Regions from separate parts of the Homo sapiens genome. Here region 2 is linked to region 1. Evidence: read pairs that join two places in POLR2A ChIA-PET (ENCODE). Cell type or tissue: MCF 10A. All regions are shown on one strand. Each heading gives the region's core, and the rest is flanking DNA. Links, peaks and the distances in the headings are about the cores only.

Region 1 (5,022 bases), core at 1,396-3,895:
TCACATTATGAGGTACTGAGGGTTAGTTAGGACTTTTGGGGGAGAGATACAATTCAACCCATAATACTGCCCTTTCCATGAACCCATTCAACAGAGTGAGGAGCTCAATCCCCCCACCTTCCTGGACACATAATTAATTTTGTACAATGCCCATGATATAGCAATGAACCTATTTTTCTTCAATTGTTTGTTCAACTGTCTCCTGTATTTTTTTTTAAGTTGCCTGAGATCATGACTCCATTTAGTCCCTCTGTTACAGGAAAGGGGTCCCGATCCAGACCCCAAGAAAGGGTTCTTGAATCTCACTCAAGAAAGAATTCAGGGCAAGTCCGCAGTGCAAAGAGAAAGCACATTTATTGAGAAAGTAAAGTGATGAAAGAACAGCTACTCCATAGACAGACTAGGACGTTCCTGAAAGTAAGAGGAGGAATATGTCCACCCTAGGTACAATGCTTGTTTATATACAGGATAAGAGAAGATCACTGGGAGACGTGCTCTGCTACAGGGTTTGTGACAAAGGATTGGTTTTCTTAATTACTATATTTTGCAAGAATCAATATTATTATTATTATTTTGAGATGGAGTTTTGTTGTGTTGCTCAGGCTGGAGTGCAATGGCATGATCTTAGCTCACTGCAACCTCTGCCTCCTGGGTTCAACTGATTCTCCTGCCTCATCCTCCCAGATAGCTGGGACTACAGGCATGTGCCACCATCACTGGCTAATTTTTTTTTTTTTTTTTTTTTTGTATTTTTAGTACAGATGGGGTTTCACCATGCTGGCCAGGCTGGTCTCGAACTCCCGACCTCAAGTGACCCACCCACCTCAGCCTCCCAAAGTGCTGGGATTACAGACATGAGCCACCACGTCTGGCCAATATTATTATCTTTAAAGCAAAATTAGGAATGCCTTTGTTCTCAAGATATCGGGATATTCGGAGAGTCCCAAGTCTGGATCTGTTTAGTAAACATTATCAATCTGTTCCCTTAAGTGTAAATATCTAGAGGCTAGGAATACCTTTCTGGAAATGCAACTCAGCAGGTCCCAGCCTCATTTTCCTAGCCCTCACTCAAGATGGAGTTGCTCTGGTTCGAACGCCTCTGACACCTTCAGATGTCCAGTAACTATTTCTTGAGTAAATAATAGCTCATTCTGAATTTCCCCCTCTTTGCTAAGGACCAGAGGGAAAGCATGAAAAGTAAATTCATAAAGACACTCCTAGCTACCTTCCTTTATCAGAAAGGAAAAAGGGTGTTTTCCAGGGCTATCAGATTCACTTCTTCTTGTGACCTTTTCCCCTTTAAAGTCATTAACCTTCTGCTCATTTCTCCTGCTCTTGCTGTTTTCCTTTTTATTTATTTCCAACTCTCCTTACTTCCAGCTGCATATGCCCCTGATATGTGTTGAATCTAAACAGTTATTGTCATGAGGTTGAGGGAAGTGTGGAAAAGTAAGAGTTTATCAAAGTTTTCCTAATACAATTTATAGGCTGTCAGCAGTTGTTTATGCCTTCATATTAATTCTGGGATGTATATTTATTTTATTCTGAGGATATAATATGATGCATAATTGATTTTGAGAGTTTGGAATTGCTTTTGTAAAAATGTGGGTCTTGAGTCATGAATCCTAATGCCTGGCTACCAACAGGATTTTGTTTCAAGTTTCTTCTTATTCGGGAGAGAAAGTTTCACACCCTAGTGTGTTCATAAAAATGGAGAGAGTGTTTGATCTTGATCTTGCAGCAGGTTTTCTGGGAAGTTCTTAGTTGGGGCTACATGTACTACACATGGCAATGTTTGAAGTGCTGGCCAGATCTATAACCCTTCATTTGGTCATGATTCTTCCAGTCCATTCCTAAAGAAGGAAGCTAAGGAGCCATGTGTATACTGGGTGACTGCTCCTTGGTCCTACCTGAAGAGTTCATGGGCAGGTACTTGACTCAAGAGGAGCCAATCATCCTCGTTCTTGAAAATATAAAGTAAGCTCACAAAACATGTGGTAAGATTGAGATTGACTCTGGATCAATAACGTCATGTAAGGTTAGAGCCAGGGTTGCCACCACAAACCATAGGCAAATGCAAGTTCTAGGTAAATGGAAACTTACAGCCGTACAAAGGAAGTGAGCTGCATAGAGGAGAATGCAGAATGTGTGCAGAGGAAAGCAACCACATGAAGCCACATTGACAAACATCTAGCTTCCAGGTTATCTAAGGACACATTTCCCTTTAATATGCCCCAGGAGATCTTCTGTTTATTGTGGCAAAACAGTCCATGATGAAGATCCCTTTGTGTGGAAGCTCCAAGAAAAAAAGGCACAACATAGTCTATTCTGATTTAGAGTTTAAAGTAAAGGTAATTTACTGGCATGTAGTTTCCAGGAGTCAGGAATCCAGGAGCAGCTTAGCTGGGTGGTTTTGGCTGTTGAAGCAACAAATGGGCTATTGGCCAGGTGTGCCTTCATATAAGACATGCCTGATCTGCAAAATCCACTCCCAAGGTGTCTCATGCCTGGCAAGTTGGTACTGGTTATTGGCAGGAGGCCTCAGTTCCTCACCACATAGTCTTCTCCGTAGGGTTGCTTGAGTGTCCTAATGATAGGGTAGCTGTCTTTACCCACAGCTAGGAGCCAAGAGAGAGCAAAGTGGAAACATATCGTATGATCTAGACTTGGAAGTCACACCTTAATTTTGACAACATCGTATTGGCTCATGGTCAGCCCTATTAAGTGGGAGTAAGGACCACACAAAGACAAGAAAACCAGGAGGAGGAGATCATTAGAGGTCATCTTGGACCCTGGATATCACAGTCTGTGACTAAGAAAGACACTAGACTAATTAATAAGAGAACAAATTGAGGCAGTGCTTTTTCCTAAGCCTGCTCCCAGGCATTACCCATGTATATATGATCTATCTGCCAACACCACCTTGTCTTCCTACCTGTGTGCATCGTGTTCCTGTGTTTTCAATGTCCTTCCTTTCCACTCTTACTTAAACTCTCTACTCATCCTCATCCTCCTAGGCCCTATTTGCATGTCATGCCTCTTCTACTTAGCTCTTCCTGATCTTCCAGCACCTGGCAATAATAGATTGTAGCCCTCTGTGTGTTTCACAGTGCTCCCTGTATAGATGTCTTTTTACATTGATTCTACTCTGTGGTTGCATCTTGAAACAGGAACCTTGCTAAGAATCGAAGATAGACAACAAGGCAGGGATTGGTTATACAGGTTTTGGAAAAGCTGAAAACCCAGCAAGCACAGTCTGGACCCTGGCTAAGGCCTGAACTGGGCTGTGACTCCCTGGAGTCCAGTCTCAGTCTCTGGGTTAATCTCAGGACCTCCCTAGAACTGCCAACTCCAACTCAGGATGGCATGATCTGCTGAAGGCTGAAATGAACAGTGCTCAGTAATTCCAAACCAGCACTGGGAACATCTCAGAATACATGTTATTTTCCCAGGTTTTCAAATTACTAAGTTGCTCTCATCTGTCACTTGGTGGTGAGTAAATCCAGAGTGATTCCCTGGAAAGACTGAATTGGAGCTTATGTGTGGATGGACCAATGACCTCAATTCTCTCCTTCTTTTTGCTTGTTCCTTCCAGCCTCCTGACAGGGAAAATGAATCAGGACATTTTCCTCTGGAAAGTAGGGAAAGACATGCCCTGGGCAGAAGAATGTGTGTGTGTTCCTTCTAAAGGAGACGCATACACCAGGCCCTGGGAGGAGCACCCAGAGGATGGAGAATGAGGTTCTGTTAGAGGCCTGTTTAGCAAAGTCCTGATGCAACCTTTTAGAGGGTTCTCCATCCCTGAGAATTAATCCTATTAACTGCCATTTGTGGCTGCTTATTATGCACCAGGCACCATGCTAACCTCCTTACATCATTATTTCAATTCAAGCTTATAATACTTGGCAAGGTAAGTATTATTATTATCATTCCCATTTTGCACATGGGCAAACTGAGGCTCAGAGAGGCAACACAACCTGCTCAGAGTAAACAGTGGCAGTGAGATTGGAGGCAAGGAGTATCCAAATCTGCACCTGCACTCTAACTGGAATACTATGTTGCTTTCGTACTGAGCCCCTGAGTATTCTTGACTCTTCAGGGCTACTATTTGCTTACCTCTTAAAGGAGAAGATGAGCGTGCGCAATTCTTAACACCCAACACACATTAATAAGTCAGTCAATGACTGCCTCCGCAAGAGCAGGGAGGTATGAGCAAGGCCACCGTCCATCCCAGTTGGCCCAGTTCATGCCAGTTGTCTCAATGTTCTATTGGGTTTAGAATTTATCCCACTCCCTATTACCCTGAAAAGTCCCAGTTTAGGTGGCACATCCTATGGTCACCCCATGTAGAGACCCTGTTGGCTTCAGTGACTGAAACAGTAGCTTCTTGAGAAATATTAGTCTCAGGGGAACAGTGACATTCCCAGACTGAGGTGGTAACCCCTAAACACAACCCATAGTCTTAAACTAGGCAGCTGAGGGCCCTGCAGCCAGAAGTGTCCCACACCCCAAATGCCATCGAGCCTGAGGGTCTCGCCCCTTGACCTTGGGTCCCTGGCACCATGATGTGTCCAGCCCTGTTTTTCTCCCACTTTCCCTTTGCCTCTCACTCCCTGCATACATGTCCCCCTCCCTCCCCTGAGTCTGGTTACTAATAATGCTCATTCGTGATGAAAAGCCCCAGCTCTGTGGGAATCACATAGTAAAGGAATGTCAGCATCTGCCGGCCTGGGTCATGCCGATGTCAGTGGCCTCAGCCTCCTCTGTGGTCACTGCTGGCCCAGGTTTAAAGACATTAGTCAGCCTCAGACATAACCCCTCCTTGGGGGCCCAGAGCTTTGATCCTTTGCAGGATTCTGACCATAACCACATTCCAGGCCCTTGCAAGTTGTAAACGGCTATGTCTGCCCTCTTTGGATGCCTATGGTACTTTGTGCCTCTCTTTCTTTCCTTTCATAGTTGAAGTCCTCATATTTGCTGGACATGTGCCTGGGTTCTTCTTCTCCAGACCTCTGCCTGGCT
Region 2 (5,022 bases), core at 1,107-3,606, 50 kb after region 1:
ACTGGCAAAGAGCATGTTCCCCACAGCATCTGCAGAAAAATGTTCCAGAACCTCAGTATGACACCATGGCTCTAGGATCTGAGTTTGTTTCCAAATTCTGCCACTTCTGAACTGGATGACAATTAGCAAGTAACTTAATCTCTCTGAATGTTTTAATCTTTATCTACAAAGTGTAGATGGAAATAAAACCTCTCATAAGGAGGCTGTGAGGCCTAAGTGAGATGTAAAATGGTGACTTATTGTCATCAATAGTATTGTTACACTAAAAAGCCCTCTTCCTCTCTTGCTTTCAGCAGATAACCTGAGAACCTGCATTTATACGAAGGTAAAGGCCATCTGGTATGAATGGAGCATCTCCGTCTTCTCTCATTCTCAATGTTCATGGAGGTATCCCCTCACTATCACAATTTCTCTACATTGTCACCATTTTTCTTTCTTCTGGCTTGGTATTTTTTTTCTTCTTTTTGCTTTAAGGCCTCCCCAGTTAGCTTCCTGTCTACATCTCCAGGTCTGCCTGGAACTCTTTTGTGAACATTCCATAAAGCCATTGCTCACACACTTCCCCAGCCTCAAATGTCACCTCACTCTCTTGCTTTCCTTAGTTATACTTTTCAATCCATTTGAATTCTTCCAAAAAGGCTTTGTCTGCTGAACCTTCCTGTATTATCCATCACTGTGTACCAAATTACCACAAATATAATGGACTAACACAACATGCATTTATCATCTTGTAATTTCTGTGGGTCAGCAACGAGGGCACAGTTTACATGGGCTGTCTGGTTCAGGGTGTCTCAAAGTATAACTGAAACCGTCAGCCAGGGTTGAGGTCTCATCTGAAGGCTGCACTGTGAAGGATCTGCTTCTAACCTCATGGAGTTGATGGCGAAACTCAGTTCTTTAATGGCTGTGGGGCTGAGAGCCTCAGTTTCTCCTTGGCTGTAGTCTGCCCTCATTTCCTTGCCAGGTAGGCCTTCCCAACATGGATGCTTGCTTCTTCAAAGCCAGTGAGAGTCTACTAACAAGATGGAATTCACAACTTTACATAACCTAACCATAGACGTGGCAGCCTATAAGTATTGCTGTATTGTATTGGCTAGAGGAAAGTCACAGGTTCTGCCCACACTCAAGGGGAGAAGGTTACATAATGACGTGAATACCAGGAGGTGGGGATCATAGTGCCCTCTTAGAAGCTGCCCACCATATCCTTTTTGTTAAATTATTTCCTTAATCCATAAGCTATTTTTAACTACTCCATAATAGCATATGGAAGAAACTGAAAGAGTGATAAGATACGGCCATTTCTCTTCAGTTATAAAGGAAATGGACAATGCAAGGAAGTATGAGGTAAAAATCTCTAAACTTGCTGCAAAGTGTTCATCCCCTCAGTTCAGAGGAGAGAGAGAAGACCTGAGGTTGGGGTTCTTGTGAAAAGCTTAATGAAGGCAGCAACATTGGAAACTGTAGGTGATACTTGGAGGACAGGCAGAACTCAAAAGAGCAAAATTGGTAGATAGGGAAGAGGCACATTCTAGGTGATGGCAAATCCAAGAGAGATGAAGGTGTAGGAGATGGGCAGAAAATAGAAACTATTAGATTGCTGCAAAAGTCATTGTGGTTTTTGACATTGAAATTAAAGGCAAAAACCACAATGACTTTTGCACCAACCTAATGGTTTACTGTACTATAAACCCCCATAAATAATGGAAAGCAAAGGTGAAAACAAGAACAGGTCAAAATGGGTGGCTGGAGATGCTGTGGCCATCAGAATCAGCCAGACAAAGACCAGGACTGTCTTATCTTCTCTATCCTGAGCTCTCAGTACAAGTGCTGGATACACCTGAACAAATAAACCAACTGGGAAATGCATTTTGAAATCAGGATTACTAACCAAGAGGATTGCAATTGTCCTGTAAGAGGGAATCACTGGGACAACATTGGGCCACTGCAAACTAAATCTGTGACTCAGTTTCCTATTCTGAAAGTGAGAAAAATAATAGAGCCTATCTGACAGGGTTATTGGAAGAACTGAATGAGGTAGGACTTTAAAAGTGTTTGGATAAGGCCTTACATGAAGTAAGTTCAAAATAGCTGTTAACTATTATTTATTATTGTTATTCATAATCTACTTCACCTGGGTTTGCCGTCTTTGGCTCACAGCCTGGAGTTTCTTTGCTGTTCTCTGTCTTTCCTGGCTCAGAAACACAGTGAGTTTCTCTTTCCTGCTGACCCTGGGATACCCCCCAAGGCTTCTCTGAAGGTCCTGCCTTTGTGCCTGAGTCTCTGCTTCTGATGTGGTTCTGCAGAAGCAAACTAGAGCATCCCCAGCCTCGTGGACACCTCCATGCTGAGCTCAGCGCTGAGCTTTGAGGGTGAGTGACTGACTCCCTGGTCGGCACTTTTATTGTGGTTTCCTGATTGGTTCAGGATGGCTGGGCCTTTGCTACCCCATCCCCAAGTGGATTTCCAGTCCTGCCAGAGGCCAAAAGGAGAGTGACTTAGTCATTAGCTCCTCTGGCAACAGCCTCTGGCAGCAGTTCAAGGCAGCTTAGAAAACAGGGCAACAAGTGGCTGCAATATGTATTTCAAAAGCCTAGCACACAAGAAAAGGAAATGAAAACCAGAAAAAGCAGGGATAGTAATGTCTGAACCTGGAGGCACATCCAGACATGATTGGGCATTGCAGACCATGCTCCCAGGCCCTGGAAGTAAGGGATATGGAAGGGTTGTACCAGTAAGGAGCTGGGTCTGAATGGCAAGGCTGAGGCCCAAAGCCTCTCTTCCCTTCTGACATGTGCAAGGCATTAATGAATGAAGACCCTTTGTGCATCCTAGAAAATGATGTCCAGGTACACCTGGCTTAGGGTTTGTGTCCAGAGCACAAGAAGGGTTCCCTATTCTGTGCCAGTCCCTTGCAGAATTCATCTGATTCAAGCATGTTCAGATTTAGGGCTTTGCTGACCAGAATCTTTAGAATTCAGCCTCTACCAGAGAATGGATACACAGGGAGCAATGATGAATAAGCGAGGGTCTCTTCCATCGATTCCATCTTAGGTCATCTAACTCTTACAACACAAAGTGGGTGTTTTTATTGACTCCATTTCACATATGTTGGTGGAAACTAAGGCACAGAGATGTTGCATAACTATTGAATTAATGTCTTTCTTATTTGTCTTCTGCCTATCTAATCAGAACAGAAGTTTCTTGAGGACTGAGACTGTCTTTCTTTTTCATCACTTTATTGCAGGTGTCTAAAACGGTCCCTGGAATGGATCAGATGCTTAAAAAAACAGACTTAATGAGTGAACTTTACCAAAGATCAGAGATTTTGAACAATGCACCCCCAACTCTTAGTATCTACACTAAGTGTTCTCTGATTGGGTGTGATCTGATGAAGATTGTAGTGTTGGCAGGGTCTGGGGCAAGAGAGGAGGGGGAATGTGGTACACGATCACATTTACCAGTTAACGCTCAACTTCAGGAGCTCATAAGAAAGCCTTTATAAAAAGTGAGATGATGGTGTTTACAGTTTGAATGTGGGAATGATCCATCCTTCCTTGAGGACATGACCTTCCTTGGGTTGATCTTAGAACTAAGGGAGATGGTTCCTGCCCATCACTCCAGCCTAATTTTGTACCACCATCACTTCCTGCCTGCCTGCCTTATTTTCCTTCTCATGTTCTAGTGTCAAAGATTTGGGTGGGTAAAGAATAAGATGTGGGGGTAAAATCTAAGCATATCAAAACAATAGTTACTGACTTCAGACACTCTTCTTTACCTCATGCTATTCTTTTTGCTTCCTCTAGAAAAAGGCCAATATTTGGGAGCCTCAAGCCCCTCCCAGTTGTGCTAAAAGGACTCCAACTTTACAGCCAACAACATTTATTGCAGGGAAAATGACTAATGGGAAATACAACTGAGGCCAAATCCTAAAAGCCAAAGCTGGTTCTCACTCAAGAAAAATAAACAAATCACATTAGGCAGGGCACAACCCTGAAAACAAACTTTCATGAGAAAGAAGTTGTCAGTGGGTAAATAGTATAAGGCCTCCTGCAATGAAAGCCTCATCTGATCTTCATAAGGGTTTGTCTTTCTCCGCAGAGAGGCTACCGAGTTCCATTCTCAGTGTCTAGATCTTGGGGTACACACATATGCCACCTAGAGGGCAGGGTGATCCTTCAAGAAAGGGAAACAGTGCTGCCTTCTCTACAAAGCTGGATGGTGGCATGGATCAGGTCTGAGAGCACATGAGGGGCCCTGAATTCTCCCAGCACTCTCTGTTGCAGGTGATGGAAATTCAACTCAGTGAAGCTGCGACAGACCTCGCCTTTGCGACACTCATGTCTCTTCACCCTCACCTCAGTCCACACTAGCCCAACTTAAATTGGCCAGCCCTGCATTTCGTTGCCTGAGGGCTTCCTCTGGTTCTACGAGCCCATGCTGCCACCCACCCACAAGGCAGCCAGAACTTCCAGGAATTGATGTCTCCTGGGATCACAACTCAATAACTGACTAAAGGGCATAGTACATAGATACCCCCAACCCCTCTCTCCACAGGTGGGATAATCTGCAGACACATTTTTATACTGGCTCCTAAGGTTTCCCAAAGAGATTACGCTCCAATTATGTATTGTGGTTACTGCCTGGATAAGAAGACTTTTAGTGACTGTCTTCTGTTCCTTGTTTTGCTTCTCTTCTTTCATACTATTATATCCTAGTATTATCTCTAAGATAAAGAACTTGCACTTAAATCCTTGTCTCAAGGTCTGCTTCTGGGGAAACCAAACTGAGATACTGGTTTAAGAACATAATGGAATTGTTTGGCCTATATAACAAGGAAGTTCATGTTAGTTTCAGGAATGGCTCAATTGAGATTCTCAAGTATATTTGTTATCTTTCAAGTGTGGCTCAGTCCAGACCCTTTACCATCATCATCTTCACCATGAAACTAGAAGAGATGCTCACTGTTAGCCCCCGACATATTTTTATAGCTCAGCAAACCAAAACAAAGTATTTCTATAAAAA

Evidence for each region. Peaks named below come from ENCODE experiments on the same cell type or tissue, not always from the same donor. Only the 100,000 strongest peaks of a DNase experiment are listed, where the experiment ranks them.
Region 2: POLR2A ChIA-PET joins it to region 1 with 6 read pairs; 1 of 35 experiments calls an interaction of 5 or more read pairs at or near these places.

The regions. Positions count from the first base shown.
Region 1 is chr20:39,823,210-39,828,231 of GRCh38, reverse strand. No RefSeq gene overlaps it. Among named protein-coding and RNA genes, the nearest start is that of LINC01370, 180 kb to the left of the region's middle. RefSeq lists an enhancer at 2,079-2,208. In MCF 10A, for the core only: no CTCF peak of the experiment used is centred there; a DNase peak (open chromatin) is centred at 2,491.
Region 2 is chr20:39,772,723-39,777,744 of GRCh38, reverse strand. All of the region lies in intron 5 of LOC105372614 (a long non-coding RNA gene), which reads right to left. Among named protein-coding and RNA genes, the nearest start is that of LINC01370, 230 kb to the left of the region's middle. In MCF 10A, for the core only: no CTCF peak of the experiment used is centred there; a DNase peak (open chromatin) is centred at 2,504.